Linked DNA regions of Homo sapiens: region 2 is linked to region 1. Evidence: read pairs that join two places in POLR2A ChIA-PET (ENCODE). Cell type or tissue: endothelial cell of umbilical vein. All regions are shown on one strand. Each heading gives the region's core, and the rest is flanking DNA. Links, peaks and the distances in the headings are about the cores only. Region 1 overlaps ANKRD11 (ankyrin repeat domain containing 11). Region 2 holds the start of LOC101927863 (a long non-coding RNA gene).

Evidence for each region. Peaks named below come from ENCODE experiments on the same cell type or tissue, not always from the same donor. Only the 100,000 strongest peaks of a DNase experiment are listed, where the experiment ranks them.
Region 2: POLR2A ChIA-PET joins it to region 1 with 5 read pairs; 14 of 35 experiments call an interaction of 5 or more read pairs at or near these places.

The regions. Positions count from the first base shown.
Region 1 is chr16:89,300,224-89,302,723 of GRCh38, reverse strand. All of the region lies in intron 4 of ANKRD11 (ankyrin repeat domain containing 11), which reads left to right. LOC124903757 (keratin-associated protein 5-2-like) reads right to left here. Exons shown (of 2, transcript XM_047435030.1): 2 at 1,737-2,500. The coding sequence ends at 2,363. Among named protein-coding and RNA genes, the nearest start is that of ZNF778, 84 kb to the right of the region's middle. In endothelial cell of umbilical vein, for the core only: no CTCF peak of the experiment used is centred there; a DNase peak (open chromatin) is centred at 943; H3K27ac peaks cover 1,218 bases.
Region 2 is chr16:89,494,472-89,511,228 of GRCh38, reverse strand. LOC101927863 (a long non-coding RNA gene) reads left to right here and starts at 2,909. Exons shown (of 5, transcript NR_188547.1): 1 at 2,909-2,992; 2 at 5,082-5,270; 3 at 6,076-6,184; 4 at 6,918-7,022. SPG7 (SPG7 matrix AAA peptidase subunit, paraplegin) reads right to left here and starts at 2,826. Exons shown (of 17, transcript NM_003119.4): 1 at 2,629-2,826; 2 at 637-739. The coding sequence starts at 2,811. It overlaps LOC101930112 (a long non-coding RNA gene), which reads right to left. Exons shown (of 2, transcript XR_933895.4): 2 at 11,947-13,143. RefSeq lists silencers at 2,333-2,452, 2,483-3,042, 3,113-3,322, 3,443-3,512 and an enhancer at 5,332-5,381. In endothelial cell of umbilical vein, for the core only: no CTCF peak of the experiment used is centred there; no DNase peak of the experiment used is centred there.

The sequences.
Region 1 (2,500 bases), core at 1-2,500:
TAGTATTTGTCCTCCTGTGTTTATCACCCTTTCGGGGCCAATTTTAATAACTTCTTGTTTAATGTTGCAAAACTAGATTTCCTAGGAAGATTGTTCTGATGTATGAGTGTGGAGCGTTGCTTATCCTAGAAGCTTGCATTTTAACCAGGACCCTCTTAAAGTAGCAAGTCCACAGCCAGGCGCGGTGGCTCACGGCTGTAATCCCAGTACTTTGGGAGGCCGAGGCGGGCAGATCACAAGGTCAGGAGTTCGAGACCAGCCTGACCAACATGAAGAAACCCTGTCGCTACTAAAAATACAAAAATTAGCCAGGTGTGGCGGCGGGTGCCTGTAATCCCAGCTACTCGGGAGGCTGAGGCAGGAGAATTGCGTGAACCCAATAGGTGGAGGTTGCAGTGAGCCAAGATTGCGCCATTGCACTCCAGCCTGGCAACAGAGCAAGACTCCGTCTCTAAATAAATAAATAGTAGCGAGTCCAACTCCAGTGCGTTCAGCCCCACCCTGGGCCGGGAGGCTGCTGGGCGCTGTGGCTCTCACACACGCCGCGTCCCCTCCTTCCCCCAGAGGAGCCGTTCTTGCTCAGAAATGAGTGGGGTGGAGGGAGAGGCGCACACCAGCAGGGATGAGAAGAGAAACATTGGTGCAGGGTTAACTGACACGTGACAGACAAGAGACTCTTCTCTGGTCCCCAGCAGTCAGGCCTCTCTGGAGGGGTGTGGGTGCCCCTTGCTATGGTGGGAGGGATGCAGGGTCACCACCGTGCCGGATGCCTTGGCTGTGTCCAAGTGGCAGAGGCTGGCACGTCTCCCTCAGAGACCTCCATGTTGCTGTGGGGATGGCTTCCCGCCTCCCAGATGCAGGGTTGAGTCGGCCCTGCCCGCGGTCCAGTGCCATGGAGATGTGGCCTCTGCGGTGCTTAGTCAGGGCTGGGGGCCGCCTGCCAAGAACAATGTGATTCTGTCTGTTGTGAATCAGCCCAGTTTAAAGCAGTCCCCGAGGCTGTGCATCCGCGTGGTCCCTGCACAGCAGCCTGGAGGCTGTCCAGGCAGACGTGAGCATGTGACAGCATCACCTCTGTGTCTTCCAGAGCGCTGGGCAAGAGCCCGTCCTAGGACCAGGCCTCTGTAAGGGCTGTGGGTGCAGCAAGGAGTGGGAAGGCACCTGCCATGTCCCGGCCCCAAGACAGCTCTGCCCACCGAGCCCTCTCAGACCAGCTTGCCCTGGGACTTCTAGCCCATCTTGCCTGCCCTGCTCTGCCTGCCCTGTCTGCCCGGGGCCTCTTGTATCTGCTTTTGAAGTCTGTCCTCTACCACCTCAAGGGTGGTCTCAGTTTAAAAAGCCTTATCACTGAAAGCATTCATATTAAATTATATGATATCTGGGATTTGCTTCAAATGATACTACTTTGTCTACTTTTTTATATGTGTAAGGTTTCCCAAAACTTAAAAAATCTAAAAGTAGCCAGGCACAGTGGCTCACACCCTTCACCCTTCCAGCACTTTGGCGGGAGGATCCCTTGAGGCTAGGAGGTCAAGGCTGCAGTGAGCCGTGATTGCGCCACTGCCCTCCAGCCTGGGCGACAGAGTGAGACCCTGTCCATAAAAAATAAAATAGATAAATAAATAATCAGTCAACCAGCGAATGTTTTTGAGGTTGCTGTGCATCATTGCCTGGCCTCCCTGGGGTTCTGGGGAGCCTCCTGCCCCGCTGTTTCTCCTGCGCCTTCGTCTGTGACCCTGAGTCTCGCTTCTCCCTGCCTAGGACCGCCGGGGTCCTGCTTGTCCTGGGGCAGCCACGAGGGAGCCCTCGTCAGGAGCGCCATGGGCCGAAGCTGCCTGCCCTCTGCACGTGGATGTTTCTTTGGAACAAGGGGAAAAATTATGATTTTCTTATTTTGCTTTGACCTGTGAATGACACCCTGGTCTCTGGTGCCTGGGGTGTGCTCTCTGCAGTGCTGCCAGGCACATGCTGGTTCCTTCAGCGTTAGGTGCTTGGCACCTTCAGTCTTTTCCTGACGTCATGTTTGTTCCTGGTGCCTCAGATAGGAGACGGCTGTTCTGACGGCTCCTGCTTCCCCATTCCTGGAGGGAAGACAGACTTAGCCACTGGTATCTGTGGGACTTCTTGGAACTCTGAATGCCAGACCTTGCCCAGTGCTAGAGGCGACAAGTGTGTGAAGTTGAAGAGGCTTCTCCCACCCGCTCAGCTGCAGTGGACCCGAGCGGGCAGAGAGAGCAGAGTGCAGCAGGGGCCAGGCTGTGCTCGCAGGCGGGGCAGGTGCCTGGAGAGCATGGCGCCCCTGGGAGCCTCTGGCCAGGAAGGGCATGTGCACTGCAGTGTGCCGTGGACCAGTGGCCTCAGCTCAGTGTGTTGACGAGGGTCCCAAGGCACTCACGTGTGTGGGGATGTTAGCAACACACGGCGGGAAGCCCTGATGCAGTTTCTCACCAAGCGTGTAGCAGACCCCACGCACCCCACACAGGTCAGGCACCCCACACAG
Region 2 (16,757 bases), core at 6,918-9,417, 200 kb before region 1:
TTCTTGCAGCTGACTAGATAACACGAAAAACCTTTTTCAAGCAGCCCAATTACTGGAATACAGCAGAATTTTTTTTAAAAAAGGACAACTTGGCCAGATGCGGTGGCTCATGCCTGTGATCTCAACACTTTGGGAGGCCAAGGCAGGCTGATCGCTTGAGTCCAGGAGTTTAAGACCAGCCTGGGAAACGTGGCAAAACCCCATCTCCACAAAAAATACCCCCCAAAAATTAGCTAGGCGCTTTGGTGTGTGCCTGGAGTCCTGGCTCTATGGAAGGCTGAGGTGGGAGGATCACTCCAGCCTAAGAGGTCAAGGCTCTGCAACTGGGGGATAAGGGAGTAAAGAGGCCCCTTTGGGCCTGGACAACAAAGTGAGACCTTGTCTCTACAAAAAACAATTAGCCGAGTGTGACGGTACACGCCTGTAGTCCTAGCTACTCCGGAAGCAAAGTGGGGAGGATCCCTTGAGCCCAGGAGTTCTAGGCTGTAGTGAGCTCTGATCACACCATTGTACTGCACTCCAGCCCGTGCAACAGGGCGAGATCCCGTCTCTAAAATAAAAAAAGATCAGCCTCCCAAGTAGCTGAGGCGGTAAGTGTGCAGTCATGCTCAGCTGCTTCTTTAAACAGATACATACCTAAAAGTTGCCAGAGTCTGACTGGATTCTGAACTAAATGTTGTTTCAACAACAATCCGTTGATCCCTTCAAAGGTAGGGGTTAGCAGTCTCAATTGTAAGCTCTGAAAAAAAAAAAAAAACAATACTGGAGGTCACACCAACATTAGAGAGTACCAAAGCAATGCAGACTAAAAATCGTTTTTAAAAGTTCAAATATATAATTATTTGTAATATCTACATTGCCCTGAAATATAAAGTAATAGTCTGAGCAATAGGTCAAAGCTTTAGGTAACATCAAAATGTCAAAAGCAAGTAAACAGGTTAAAACACAGTAATTGGCCAGGCGTGGTGGCTCACGGCTGTAATCCCAACACTTTGGGAGGCTGAGGCGGGTGGATCACATGAAGTCAGGAGTTTGAGACCAGCCTGGCCAACATGGTGAAACCTCATCTCTACTAAAAATACAAAAATTAGCCGGGCGTGGTGGTGCACACCTGTAATCTCAGCTACTCAGGAAGCTGAGGCAGGAGAATCGCTTGAACCCGGGAGGCAGAGGTTGCAGTAAGCCGAGATAGCACCACTGCACTCCAGGCTGGGCAACAAAGGGAAACTCCATCTCAAAAAACAAACAAATAAACAAACAAAAAATCACGATAGTGGCCAGGCACGGTGGCTCATGTCTGTAATCCCAGCACTTTGGGAGGCTGAGGTGGGAGGATTGCTTGGGCCCAGGAGGCAGAGGCTTCAGGGAGCCATGATCAGGCCACTGCACTCCAGCCTGGGCGACACAGCGAGATTGTCACAAAAAAAAAAAAAAAAAAAAAAGAAGAAAACAAAACACAGAAGTACATTGGCTGCTATCCCATGGCCTGAAGCTTCTGCAGGAGAAAGGGAGCAGCCCAGCTCTCCAAAGGCCACAGTGGCTGCCCAGACACGGGGCTCCTGCTGTCACCAGAGAGTGGCTCCTTGTAGAACATTTCCAGGTACCAAACCAGTTAACAAGTATATACTTTCAGAGTTCTCCTTTCAAGATAAACATTTTCCCATTTAAATATGTTTTATGGCCGGGCGCGGTGGCTCACGCCCTGTAATCCCAGCACTTTGGGAGGCCGAGGCAGGCGGATCACAAGGTCAAGAGATGGAGACCATCCTGGCCAACATGGTGAAACCCCGTCTCTACTAAAAATACAAAAATTAGCTGGGTGTGGTGGCGCGCACCCGTAATCCCAGCTACTCAGGAGGCTGAGGCAGGAGAATCGCTTGAACCCGGGAGGCGGAGGTTGCAGTGAGCCAAGACCATTGCACTCCAGCCTGGGCGACAGAGCGAGATCTCTGTCTCAAAAATAACCGAAAAAACAACAACCTAAAAGGTGTGGGCTAAGCTCCTAGGCGAGGGCTAGGAGAAAAAAACATCAGCCCAAAAGCTGAAGGACACAAGGTCTGGTTTTCGGGAGGAGATGCTATCCTATCCTTAGCAGAACCTGAAACAAGGCCGCACTACAGGGGGTGCTCAATGACTGTATCAATAACGTGCCGAGCTACATGACAACAGCAAAATGCAGCTACAGGGTATTTTGCGGACACAGAAACGTTCTGGGCCCCCTACTCGGCAATAACCACCCTAACTGGAAGGCGCTGGAATTCCTGGTGACGGAATCGATCCACAGGCGTGGACTGTAAATTAGTGCTACGCCGGAAACCGTTACTGGATTCCACTTTAAAAGGCGAGGAAGACGGGCGGAGAACATCCACACACAACAGACGGGTTGGGAAAGTCCACGCCGAGGACTGCGCGGATCCCAGCCCTGCCTCTTCCCGGCCCGCCCAGCGCCCACGATCCAGGGCCCCAACAGTCGCTCCGCGCCGAGGTCCACAGCTGGGGGATCCGCGGGCCCACAGGCGCAGGCTCCCCCGCCGCAGGGGCCAGGCGGCCTCCGACCCGCCCCGCCGGGCTGGGCCTTACAGAGCAGAGCCGGGCGGGAGGTGGGGCCCGGACTCCGCGGGGATTTACCTGCAGAGCTCGGCCTCCAGCCTCGGCGAGGTCCCCCGGAGGCCTGCTGGCCATGTACGGCCGCCCCCTCCCGGGCCTGGCGGGGAACCCTGGACTCCAGGCCGGGCCTGGGCCCCACAGCGGCCGAGGACCCGGGCCTGGACCCCGGCGGAGGGCACGGAGCAGCAGCAGCAGCACGGCCATGTTGGCCTGAAAGCCGCGCCTGCGTGATCCGCGGGGCGCTACACGGCGCCTGCGCGGCGGGGTGGGCGGGGTCTGACGTGGCGCCTGCGCGGTCCCCACAGCTGCGCCCCGCCGCGCCCGGGTGCCGCTTGCCGCACCCCCGAGCCTGAGCCCGTCTACCTCGTGGCTGCCTGAGGCCCGGGTATGGGGGCGCGCGTCTGCGAGGAGGTCGCGGGTGCCCTGGTTTTTTTGAAGCCGGCCTTGTATTCCCAGGGCCTGGCGGGTGAATAACCGGCCGGGTCGTGGCTGCGTGGTCGTGCTCCGCCCGCGCCGAGGGGCCTCACGCCCGGGCAGCCTGCGTCACCCGCAGGGTTCGGTCACAGGCGAGGGCGGATGGTGCGGGCCGGAATCCCGCCTGCGAGTAGAGGCCCGCGCTCAGGAGGGCGGCGCCGGAGGCCTCGGGTCGGGAGGGCCCCTTCGGGTGTGAGGAGCGCAGGAAGGGGGCGGTTTTCCTGCGTCTTGAGCCGCCCGAGGACGAGGACTGAAGTTGCAGCCGCCGCAGGGAGGGCAGCCCCGGAGGAGGAGGGTCGTGAGGGAGGGAGCGCGCAGTGCGGCGCGGCCTGGCAGGCGTCTGCAGAGCTCGTCCCGCACACCTCTGACTTCGGAGCGCTCCGTCCTGTGCCTTCGGACTGGCTCACCTCGGAGGCGCTTCGAGCCTCGGTCCTGCCCCGGCCGCTGCGCGAGCCCATCGTAGGAAGCGGGGAGGCGCCGTCTGGAAGCTTAGGAAGAGGCTCTGTTCTCTTCAGGGTCCGCCCTCCGGGCCCGGGCAGGGTCCCTCGTGGGCTCCCAGGCGCGCGGGGTCCTCCGCCACCCCGACCCCTTCCTCCGTCCGCCTTAGGTCTAGAGCTGACGCCAAGAGCTGGAAAGCTTGTTGAGTAGGAAAAGCAAAGACTAGATGGTCTGTCACAGAGGTAGGATGAGGGTGACCTATTTATTTTTATGCTTTTCTGTACTCCGCAAATTCGTAACAGTGAATGCCAGTGACGACAGCCAACATCACCGAGTGCCTAGCTCCGTGTCGAACACCCATGTAATATTCACAACCCTGTGCAGCGAATACAATACCTCTATTTTACATGTAAAGAAAGATTCAGAAGTATTAAAAGTAACCTGCCTAGGATTACAGCTCTGAAGTTAGGGCAGAATTTCAAGGCCGGTCTGGTTTGTTTCTGGACCTGCACTCACTCCACCACTACAGACGAGGTTGCAAAGCCAGTGGGCTGCGTGTAATCCTCCCTCTTCCTCAGCCCCGAGACGCTCAGGAAAGTGTTTTCAGTTATCGTGGTTATCCGCCCTCAGCCCTCCAGTGGGCCGGGTGCCTCGGCAGAGGTGCTCGGGGCTGGGGAGGTGTTCTGTTGGTTTGTGGAGAGGACCTTCCCCTACACCCAGGGCTGACACTGATTTTCACAACTGAACCGCTTTTCCTTTTGCTTCTTATTGTACAGTCAGCCTTCGCAGTGAATCCAACCTTGCCGTTTCCTCCTCCACTATTTTTTCTTTCCCTGATTGAAAGACACCAGGTGGGCCGGGCGCGGTGCCCTCCCCCTCCCTCTCCCTGCCCTTCATCCCAGCACTTTGGGAGGCCAAGGCGGGCGGACCACGAGGTCAGGAGATCGAGACCATCCTGGCTAACACGGCGAAACCCCGTCTCTACTAAAAATACGAAAAATTAGCCGGGCGCTGTGGCGGGCGCCTGTAGTCCCAGCTACTCGGGAGGCTGAGGCAGGAGAATGGCGTGAACCCGGGAGGCGGAGCTTGCAGTGAGCCGAGATCCCGCCACTGCACTCCAGCCTGGGCGACAGAGCGAGACTCCATCTCAAAAAAAAAAAAAAAGGTCACAAATCCTCTGAACGCACAGGCATAAAGGGTTGTGGGGCTCGGTCACTTCCTAGAACACAAAAAACCCTTTCGGAAGTTTGGTTGGGTTGGTCACGGGACAAGGCTGGAGAGAGGGTGAGGGCACACATTTGGATGTGTTTGGGAGGAGTTTAAGTGTAGTCCTATTAATATTGTTTGAGATAAGTTAAAATTGTTTCCTGGCAATTCATCAGAAGCAGTGTGGGGTGTTGGCAAGAGGCCTCCTCTGGGGAAAGAACACTGGGTTCTGTCTCCTCTGGCCTATGACCTTAAGCAAGTTATTAGCTTCCTCAAGCCTCAATCTTCTCAGCGGTAAAATGGGGATGATAATTATCTGCAAAGCAAGGCTAATATCAGCCTTGGGTTTCCCACAGGGTGGTTATGAAGATAAAATGCAATAAATGTGTGTGAGGGCAACTGACGAGCCAGGAAGCCTTGGCATCCAGAGTTATTACTGGGACGTCATGGGAAATGAGGATATGGGAACAGAGTATTTATGCATTTATTCAAACTCATCTCTAACAACCGTGCTTTGAAGGCTGGCTGCATCCCAGGCCCTACAGGTGAACCGTGACTCTCAGCTCTCAGCTTCAGCCCCTGCTGTAGTGGCGGCAGCAGCAGAGGCTCACGTAGCCTCAAGCAGTAGGGGTTTTGTTTAAGGATTCGGGTGCCCCATGGTTTGGGGGTTTTGTTTTTATTTTGCTGCATGATTTGGATTCAAGAAGAAGGATCTGTAGGACAGTGGGCTCCCGGGTCTGCCTTTGCCCTCATAGCCTGCAGCAGAGCAGGACGTTCGCTTTCCCTTCTCCGCCTGTGTGTTCTTCCTGCACTGCCTAACTGCTGCTTGCTCATTTGTGCTTCCGTGTCACCCCTCCTCAGCCCTCTGAACTCTGCACGTCAGGACTTGGCACACTTCCTAACTGCTGCTTACTCATTTGTACTTCCGCGTCACCCCTCCTCAGCCCTCTGAACTCTGCGCTTGGACTTGGTGTGACTTCCCTTCCCCGCCTATTCTCTAGAGGCAGTCTCTTGGTGACTCCTGGTTTGGGTCAGGGCACGCCTTAGGTCTCTGGATGGCTACCAACCCCAGGTTCCCTCAGCTCTAGCCCCATAAGAGAGGAGGCCTCAGGAGCGCCTAGGGCAGCCCTTTCAGCCTGGGCTGTGGGAAGGGAAGGTGGACAGAGAGGAGACCCCATGCCTTTGTTCCCTGTTGATGCAGAAGCATTCTAGGCTCTGTCCCTTATTCCTGCTGTGGGCTGAAGCTTCAGGCAAGGTGCTCTACAAACTTCAGTTGCCTCATCTATCAAACAGTAACGTTTAACATTCCAGAGACAGAAGTTGATCTTTGGGACTTTTTTTGATTTTAAGATCTAGGCTGGCTGGGGCGGTGGCTCATGCCTGTAATCCCAGCACTTTGAGAGGCCGAGACCGGTGGATCACGAGATCATCAGGAGATGAGACCATCCTGGCTAACATGGTAAAACCCAGTCTCTACTAAAAATAGAAAAAATTAGCCGGGCACGGTGGCAGGTGCCTGTAATCCCAGCTACTTGGGAGGCTGAGGCAGGAGAATCGATTGAATCTGGGAGGCAGAGACTCCATCTGAAAAAAAAAAAAAAAGATCTAGGCTTCTGGCTGGGTGCTATGTCCCACGCCTGTAATCCCAGCACTTTGGGAGGGCAAGGCAGGTGGATCACTTGAGGTCAGGAGTTCAAGACCAGCCTAGCCAACACGGCGAAACTCTCTTTCTACTAAAAATACAAAAAAATTAGCCAGGCACGGTGGCAACATGCCTGTAGTTCCAGCTACTCGAGAGGCTGAGGCATGAGAATCGCTTGAACCTGGGAGGTGGAGGCTGCAGTGAGTTAAGATCTTGCCACTGCACTCCAGCCTCAGTGATGAGTGAGACCCTGTCTTTTTTTTTATGAGACAAGGTCTCACTCTGTTGCCCAGGCTGAAGTACAGTGGTGCGATCTCAGCTCACTGCAGCCTCTGCCTCCCAGCTTCAAGCGATTCTCCTGCCTTAGCCTCTCGAGTAGCTGGGATGACAGGCATGAGCCATCGCGCCAGGCCAAGACTGTCTCAAAAAAAAAAAAAAAAAAATCTAGGCTTCCTTATTAATATCTGAACAAATAATTACATATTTGCTTCTTTCCAAATTTGGCAGCAACTAAACTTAAAAATTTTTTTAAGTACATTTGCTTTTGCAGTTAGCCTGGCCTCCAGAGCTCTTGGACTGCAGCACCCATAATGATGGCCAAAGCCGCCCCCACGGCGACTCCTCCTGCTGAAGCAAAGTCAGGCAGAACAATAAGGTATGTGTTGAATATGAGGATGTCTTACATAAAACATGTTACCTTGTGGAATGCTTGAAAATAAACGAGTTCATCTCTGTAAATTTTAGTACATTTTCTTCCTGAAGCTCTTTCTTAGGAAACAGTTTCTTCTTATATCACTTGTTAACTGGGCTTTACTCATCCATGTAGAACCAGATTTTATTCTTCTTTAAAAGATGGGGCTGGGCGTGGTGGCTCACGCCTGTAATCCCAGCACTTTCGGAGGCCGAGGTGGTTGGATCTGGATTACCTGAGGTCAGGAGTTGGAGACCGGCCTGGCCAACATGGTGAAACCTCATCTCTACTAAAAATACGAAAATTAGCTGGGTGTGGTGGCAGGCGCCTGTAATCCCAGCTACTCAGGAGGGAGACTGAGGCAGGAGAATCGCTTGAACCCGGGAGGTGGCGGTTGTGGTGAGCCGAGGTCGCGCCACTGCACTCCAGCCTGGGCAACAGAGTGAGACTCCGTCTCAAAAAAAAAAAAAAAAAAAAAAAAAAAAATGCTGGGCACCGTGGCTCACGCCTGTAATCCCAGCACTCTGGGAGGCCGAGGGTGGGTGGATCATCTGAGGTCAGGAGTTGGGAGACTATCCTGGCCAACATGGTGAAACCTCCTCTCTACTAAAAATACGAAAATTAGCTGGGTGTGGTGGCAGGCGCCTGTAACCCCAGCTACTTGGGAGGCTGAGGCAGGAGAATCGCTTGAACCCAGGAGGTGTTGGTTGAAGTGGGCCGAGATCGCATCGCGTCACTGCACTCCAGCCTGCGCGACAGAGTGAGACTCCACCTCAAAAAAAAAAAAAAGGGTGGGCGGATCACCTGAGGTCTGGAGATTGAGACCAGCCTGACCAACATGGAGAAACCCCGTCTCTATAAAAATACAAAATTAGCCAGGCGTGGTGGCACATGCCTGTAATCCCAGCTACTCTGGAGGCCGACCGAGGCAGGAGAATGGCTTGAACCCGGGAGGTGGAGTTTGCTGTGAGCTGAGATCGCGCCATCGTACTCCAGCCTGGGCAACAAGAGCAAAACTCCGTCTCAAAAAAAAAAAAAAGAAAAGAAGATGGAAAGTTCATTCCTTTTTTTTTTTTCTTTTCTTGAGACAGAGTTTTGCTTGTTGCCCAGGCTGGACTGCAATGGCTCGATCTCGGCTCACCACAACCTTCACCTCCCGGGGTTCAAGCGATTCTCCTGCCTCAGCCTCCCAAGTAGCTGGGATTATAGGCATGTGCCACCACGCCCGGCTAATTTTGTATTTTTAGTAGAGACGGGGTTTCTCCATGTTGGTCAGGGTGGTTTCAAACTCCCGACCTGAGGTGATCCACCTGTCTCGGCCTCTCAGGGTGCTGGGATTACAGGCGTGAGCCAACACGCCTGGCGGAAAGTCCGTTTCTACTAGCAAGAAACCTGTACAGGAATTTGAGCATGACTAAATAATCATGTATTCCTCAGCGTTTCTTTAGATTGTTGGGTGTGGGACTTTGGGCAGGTGTTTAAGGACCTGGAAGGGACAGCCTATGTCCTCTCCACGTGACGGGAATCCCCACGGCCCTGGGCAGTGCATTCCGAGTTCGCCAACGTGGCAACTTAAAACAACAAATGCTTATCTCACTCTGTTTCTGAGGGTCAGGAATCTGGGAGTGGCTCGACTGGACCGTTTAGTCTCTTGGACTGGACAAGCTTGCAGTCCGACTAACTGATGGCCAGGGTGTGGCCAGTTGGGAGGGGGCAGGTAGCAGGGGAGTGGGGAGCGGCCAGGGAATGCTGGAGAGTCCGAGGGGGAGTGCTGCTGAGGACTAATAAAGTCTGTGGTAAAAGCATGACTGGCTGCTGAGAGAATGGACTCTAGAGAGGCCAGAGGTGGGAATGTGAGGCCAGGGAGGAGGGAGGCTTTTGCAGCAGTGCCAGAAGGTAAGGATCCTGGCAGGACCGAGGCATGGGGCTGGTTCTCCCAGAGGATCCAGTAAAGCCTGGGGTGTCTTGGTGCCCACTCTGGGCTGCGTTCTCTGATCTGCAGCGCCAGGAAGAGAGAAGCCAGCAGAGGCCAGCATGTGGCTGCTGGTGGCCCAGCTGCTGAGGGCGATGAGGGTGAGTCTCCAGACCGGCCTCTGAAACGCCAGGACAGGGCCGCAGACACCAGGCTCAGTGTGGACATGGAGCAGGAGGAGGGCTTTCTTTTTGTTGTAACTTAAAGGGCTGGTTTGACAAGGAACAGGTGGTCATTTCATTTTTTTTTTTTTTTGAGATGGAGTCTTGCTCTATTGCCCAGGCTGGAGTGCAGTGGCTCAATCTCGGCTCACTGCAAGCTCCGTCTCCCGGGTCACGCCATTCTCATCTCAGCCTCCCGAGTAGCTGGGGCTACAGGCGCCTGCCAGCACGCCCGGCTAATTTTTTTCTATTTTTAGTAGAGATGGGGTTTCACCGTGTTAGCCAGGATGGTCTCGATCTCCTGACCTCCTGATCCACCCGCCTCTGCCTCCCAAAGTCCTGGGATTACAGGCGTGAGCCACCGTACCCAGCTACAGGTAGTCATTTCTACATAAAATCCGAACCCCGGCTGGCCCACTTCAGACCTCCTCACCTCGCGGACCCATGGACAAACAGAACCACATGAGTGGACTTGGGCTGGTGCTGGGATTTTCCTGGGGTGCTTTCAGCAGCCTTCCAGAGACCAGCATGCCTTTCTGGTTTCTGGAACGCTCAGTGAGCTTTGGCTGGGGAGCACAAGGGCTGATCAGGTTAAGTTCAAGATTATCTGGAGATGGACAGGTACTTTTGCTTTATACACACCTTGAAACCTTGAACGAAAGCATGCAGTTTGGGTTTACCATCCCCGTCCCTGCTGTGTATTTTTTTTTTTTTTTTTTGAGACGGAATTTTGCTCTGTCATGCAGGCTGGAGTGCAGTGGCGCGATCTCGGCTCACTGCAACCTCCGCCTCGCGAGTTGAAGCAATTCTCCAACCTCAGCCTCCCAAGTAGCTGGGACTACAGGCACGCGCCACCATGTCTGGCTAATGTTCTGTATTTTTAGTAGAGATGGGTTTTCACCATGTTAGCGAGGATGGTCTTGATCTCCTGACCTCATGATCCGCCCACCTTGGCATCCCAGAGTGCTGGGAGCCACCACACCCGGCCTGTCCCTGTTGTTTTATGTTTTTTTTTTTTTTTTTTTTTGAGACGGAGTCTCGCTCTGTCGCCCAGGCTGGAGTGCAGTGGCGGGATCTCGGCTCACTGCAAGCTCTGCCTCCCGGGTTCACGCCATTCTCCTGCCTCAGCCTCCCAAGTAGCTGGGACTACAGGCGCCCGCCACTACGCCCGGCTAATTTTTTGTACTTTTAGTAGAGACGGGGTTTCACCGTTTTAGCCGGGATGGTCTCGATCTCCTGACCTCGTGATCCGCCCGCCTCGGCCTCCCAAAGTGCTGGGATTACAGGCGTGAGCCACCGCGCCCGGCCTGTTTTATGTTTTATTTAGGTTGACAGTTTATTTACTTCAGCCCTAAGGCAGTCCTATATGAAGTTACAGTTTCGTAAACAGAACAGATGAAATAGAACAAACTCGATAGACTACGTTTGCAACACTTTACCGGTAAAGGGAAGAACCAAAGCACTTGTCCAGGAGGATATGGGCTAAGCAACACCGTTACTCCACGAGGCCCAGAGGAGCTGGCCTCCCTGCAGCATGGGGACTGTGCATGGGACCACTGAGGAATGATTGACAGTAATTTAAAACTAAAACTCAGGAACAGCCAGTAGCATTTCTATATTTAACTCATACAAAATATATTCTTTAATGTTTCTGAAAAAAATTTAAAGTTGCAAAGTAAAACTGGGTTTCAGTAACAAAATGTATTAATTCATATGACACTGAGCACCTATGCTCTCCCTGTGTTGTTTTGTTTTTCCAAGATGGGGTCTTGCTCTGTTTCCAGGCTGGAGGACAGTGGCATGATCACGGCTCACTGCAGCGTTGGCCTCCTGGGCTCAGGCAAGCCTCACACCCAGCTAAGTTTTTACTTTTGGTAGCGTTGAGGTCTTGCTATGTTGCCTGGGCTAGTCTCAACTTCTGGCCTCAAACAATCCTCCCACCTCAGCCTCCCACAATAACTCCTGCTCATTAACATATGAAACATTATCTGTTAAATTTCCTGGAAATGTTATTAATATCTTCTGGCTGGGTGCAGTGGCTCATGCCTGTTAACCCAGCAATTTGGGAGGCAAAGGCAGAAGGATTGCTTGAGCCCAGGAGTTTGAGACCAGCCTGGGCAACATGGTGAGACCCTGTCTGCACAAAAAAAGAAAAAAAAAAATAGCTGGGGGTGGTGGCGTGTACCTCTAGTCCCAGCTACTCCGGAGGCTGAGGTGGGAGGATTGCTTTAGCCTGGGAGGTCAAGGCTGTAGTGAGCCTTGATTTTGCCACTGTACCCCAGACTAGGTGATAGAGACCTTATTTCAAAAAAAACCCAAAAAACAAAAAAAACCTATTTTTCCAGACAAAGGTATCTGTGATTTTATGCATTTTAAAAGGGAACTTGTCATATGAGACTCATGGCTCACACCTATAATCCCAGCACTTTGGGAGGCTGAGGCAGGTGGATCACCCGAGGTCAGGAGTTTGAGACCAACCTGGCCAACATGGTGAAACCCCCGTCTCTACTAAAAATAGGAAAATTAGCCAGGCATGGTGGCGGGTGCCTGTAATCCCAGCTACTGAGGAGGCTGAGGCAGGAGAATCGCTTGAACATGGGAGGTGGAGGTTGCAGTGAGCTGAGATGGCGCCACTGCACTCCAGCCTGGGCGACAGAGCGAGACTCTGTCTCAAAAAAAATAAAAAATAAATAAGAATCCCTTGCAAGCCCTCTCTAGCTGAGACGTCCTAAAGTACTGTTAAGGATTTGAGAAATGTGTTATTAAACCTTTATTGAATTCAGCACTAGTAAGAAGTTCTGAATTGGCCATCCTGTAGTATAAGCATTATAGTTATTCCCAGAACTGGCCCAGCCAGGGGATGGCTGTCATGACGGCTTTAACCACATAACTCAGCTTAATTCCCAAGGGCCGATTTCCAGGGATAGAAGGAGCCTCCATGGCCCGTAAATCTTCGGCTGCTTCCCAAATCCAAGGAGCAGCTGGAGAGAGTACTGTGTCACGCACCGGATACAACCACACACAGGAGTTTCTGGTACATCATGTGCCAGTTACACATCCACAAGGCAGAGACTGGAGTCCTTGCTGGGACAGCGTTTGAGGTCCGTTCTGTTTCCTCCCTGCTACTGCAGCAGTGCTTGGAACCGTGTCTCCACACAGCAGGCCCTGAAACCTTTGCTGAATGAGTGCACGATTAATTTTCTCAGCTAAGTCCCTGCTTTCTGCAGTCTGCAATTCATTACATAAAATACATCAGGCAGTATTATGACAGCCTTATTACGAAAAAGTCCTGAGAAGTTTTCTTTTTTTTTTTGAGATGGAGTCTCGCTCAGCAGTGCGGTGATCTAGGCTCACGGCAACCACCGTCTCCCGGGTTTCACCATGTTGACCAGGCTGGTCTTGAACTTCTGACCTCAGGTGATCCGCCCACCTTGGCCTCCCAAAGTGCTAAGATTACAGGCATGAGCCACCGCGCCCGGCGACTTTTTTTTTTTTTTTTTTTTTTTTTTTTTTTTTTTTTTACTCCCAAGCTTCCCAGTTGGATTGTAAATATGTAATTTGTGATATATTGACAAAAAAACACATCATATATTTAGACTTTAAAATGACACCAAAACGGATAGGGCTATAATTAGGCAATAAAAAGAAATAAAAGGTACAGGCTGGGCGTGGTAGCTTATGCCTGTGATCTTAATACTTTGGGAGGCTGAGGCAGGAGGGTTGAGTGAGCCCAGGAGTTTGAGGCTGCAGTGAACTCCAGCCTGGGTGACGGAGCAAGACCCCATCTCTAAAAATAATAAAAAAATAAAAAAAAATTAAAATAAAGGAAATAAAAAGTGCATGTTGTGGAGGTGCTCGCCTATAGTCTCAGCTACTTGGGAGGCTGAGGTAGAAGGCTCCTTCGAGCCTAGGAGTTTAAGACCAGCCTGGGCAACACAGTGACAACTAATCTCTGAAAAACAAAAAGAGAAGAAAAGCAATAAAAGACACGTAAATTGCAAAGGAAGAATTAAAAGTATCTCTGTAGGTAATATGACTTTTTAAAATTCTAGCTGTTTACTTTTTTTTTTTTTTTTGAGACAGTGTCTTGCTCTGTCGCCCAGGCTGGAGTGCAATGGCGCGATCTACGCTCACTGCAACCTCCGCCTCCAGGGCTCAAGGGATTCTCCCGCCTCAGCCTCCGGAGTAGCTGGGATTACAGGCGCCTGCCACCACGCCCAGCTAATTTTTTGTATTTAGTAGAGATGGGGTTTCACCATGTTGGTCAGGCTGGTCTAACTCCTGACCTCAGGTGATCCGCCCGCCTCAGCCTCCCAAAGTGCTGGGATTACAGGTATGAGCCACTGTGCCCGGCTAAAAGCTGGACTTTAATTTAATTAATTAATTAATTAATTTATTTTTTGAGACAGTTTTGTTCTTGTTGCCCAGGCTGGAGTGCAATGGCGCGATCTCGGCTCACAGCAACCTCCGCCTGCCGGGTTCAAGCCATTCTCCTGCCTCAGCCTCCGGAGTAGCTGGGATTACAGGCATTCACCACGACGCCCAGCTAATTTTGTATTTGTAGTAGAGACGGGGTTTCTCCATGTTGGTCAGGCTGGTCTCAAACTCTGGACCTCAGGTGATCCACCCGCCTTGGCCTCCCAAAGTGCTGGGATTACAGAAGTCAGCCACCACGCCCGGCCACAATTTAATTTTATTTATTTAGAGACAAGGTCTCGTGCTCATCTCCTAGGCTGGAGCACGACGGCGCGATCTCAGCTCACTGCAACCTCCGCCTCCCCGGTTCAAACAACTCTCTCACCTCAGCCTCCCAAGTAGCTGGGATTACAGGCATGTGCCACCGTGCCTGGCTAATTTTTCTATTTTGAGTACAGACAGGGTTTCACCACGTTGGCCAGGCTGGTCTCGAACTCCCGAACTCAGGTGATCTGCCCGCCTAGCCCTCCCAAAGTGCTGGGATTACAGGCATGAGCCACTGCACTCGGCCCTAATATGACTTTTTAAAAGTTGGCTGGCCGCGGTGGCTCATGCCTGTAATCCCAGCACTTTGGGAGGCCAAGGTGGGCAGATCACCTGAGGTCGGGAGTTTGAGACCAGCCAGACTAACCTGGAGAAACCCAGTCTCTACTCAAAATAAAAAAATTAGCGGGGCAAGGTGGTGGGTGCCTGTAATCCCAGTTACTCGGGCAGCTGAGGCAGGAGAATGACTTGACCCCGGGAGTCGGAGGTTGTGGTGAGCTGAGATCAAGCCACTGCACTCCAGCCTGGGTGACAGAGCGAGACTCTGTCTCAAATTAAAAAAAAAAGCCAGGCCCTGTGGCTCACACCTGTAATCTCAGCACTTTGGGAGTCCGAGGCAGGTGGATCACGAGGTCAGGAGATGGAGACCATCCTGGCCAACATGGTGAAACCCCGTCTCTACTAAAAAACAAAAAAATTAGCCGGGTGTGGTGGTGTATGCCTATAGTGCCAGCTACTCGGGAGGCCGAGGCAGGGGAATTGCTTGAACCCGGGAGGCAGAGATTGCAGTGAGCCAAGATCATGCCACTGCACTGCAGCCTGGACGACAGAGGGAGACTCTGTCTCAAAAAAAAAAAAAAAAAAAAAAAAAAAACTAGCTTTTTACCTTTTTTCAATACATTTTATATATATTTGAGGTTTACAACATGATGTTATGAGGCTGGGCACGGTGACTCACGCCTGTGAGCCCAGCACTTTGGGAGGCCGAGGTTGGGGGACTGCTTGAGGCCAGGAGTTCGAGACCAGCCTCACAACACAGTGAGCCCCCAGTCTCTAAAAATAAAAAATTTTAAATTAGCTAGGTGTGGTGAGTCACACCTGTGGTCCCAGCTACTCAGGAGGCTGAGCTGGGAGGATCCCTTGAGCCCAGGAATTTAAGGTTACAGTGAGTCTTGGTCATACTATTGCAGTCCAGCCTGGGGGACAGAATGAGACCCCGTCTCTAAAAAAAAAGGAAAAACAAAAACAACAACAACAAAAAAGAAAGACGGTACATTTCATGTTATGTGTATTTTACCACAATAAAAATTGGGGATAAAATAGAACAGAAAATAGTATTTGACAATAGACACTGCAATTGATAGGGCTACCGACAAAGTACGGAGTTTAGAGTTTTAAAAATTGGCCGGGCGTGGTGGCTCACACCTGTAATCCCAGCACTTTCGGAAGCTGAGGTGGGTGGATCACCTGAGGTCAGGAGTTCGAGACCAGCCTGACCCATATGGTGAAACCTCGTCAATACTAAAAATACAAAAATTAGCCAGGCGTGGTGGCGGGCGCCTGTAATCCCAGCTACTCGGGCAGCTGAGGCAGGTTGATTGCTTGAACCCAGGAGGTGGAAGCTGCAGTGAGCCAAGATCACGCCACTGCACTCCAGCCCGGGCAACAGAGCTAGACTCTGTCTCAAAAAAAAAAAAAAAAAAATTTGGGGTGTAGCTTAATGGACCCGAGGTCAGGGGCTCCAAGAATATCTGAATATCGTTTCATCCCACAGCACCTCCTGCCTTTGAGATCTGGAAGGTGATACCCCACAGTTATGGTAACTGGGAAGCAAGACACATCACAATTTATTGTGAAATGAGCTTGGGTTCCAAATCCTAAAGCTAGGAATGCTGGTAAGCTGGGGCTGACCACAGAGCTGAGGCCAGGCCTGCTGGACTCAGACTGAGCTGTCAGTTCTCACCACAGGGCCAGGGGGAGGGGGCAGAAGGGAAAGGCCAGAGGTGGGCCTGCTCCGCCCGTTTCTGCCACTTCTGGAGAAGAGGAAGCAGAAAGAATGCAGGGGGCTGGGCTGCCTCCCTTTACCATGACCTCTGGCTCATCTGTAAGGAAGGGGCAGAGGGTCCCACTGTGCACGCAGTTGCTGGTGGGTCCACAGCAGAGAGTGGGGTGTCATGCGGGAGCAGGACTGTGGAGTAGCTTTGCAAGCCTTTACTTAGGGGCAAAATGATGTCTGCACATCCCTTCCCAGAAGGGTGGCTGTCCAACACTGCCTGGCGCTGGGCTCTTCCCCATGAGCGTACCAGATCTGGGAGAGCATCGTCAGAGGCAGTGCCTGAGTGTTTGGCTACACAAAACAGCACCGGGTCTTTCCTGGAGCCACATGTGGCTGATGTTCAATGAACAATTAGCTTGTTTCAGGGAAGAGAGACACCTGAGAATTTAAGAGCTTTTTGTTGGGGACTTAGTCGGGTTCACAGCTCAATCTACAGCTCCTGGGTCAGTAAGTGCTAAGTGATAGGCCCCGAATCAATGTTTGCTGAATGAATTCAAGAGCTCAGGGTGGGGTGGGGTGAGTTATAGTAAACACAGTTGCAAGCAGCAATGGAGGCATCCCGGGATGGGCACTGTAAGGACCAGGCCTTACTGAGGAGGCTGGGATGCTCTGGAGATACAAGATGACTCCAGGAGTGTTTTTCATAGATGGCACCTGGACCACCTTGGGTGCACACTTTTTTTTTGAGATGGAATTTTGCTTTTGTAGCCCAGGCCTCTGCCTCCAGGGTTCAAACGATTCTCCTGCCTCAGCCTCCCGAGTAGCTGGTA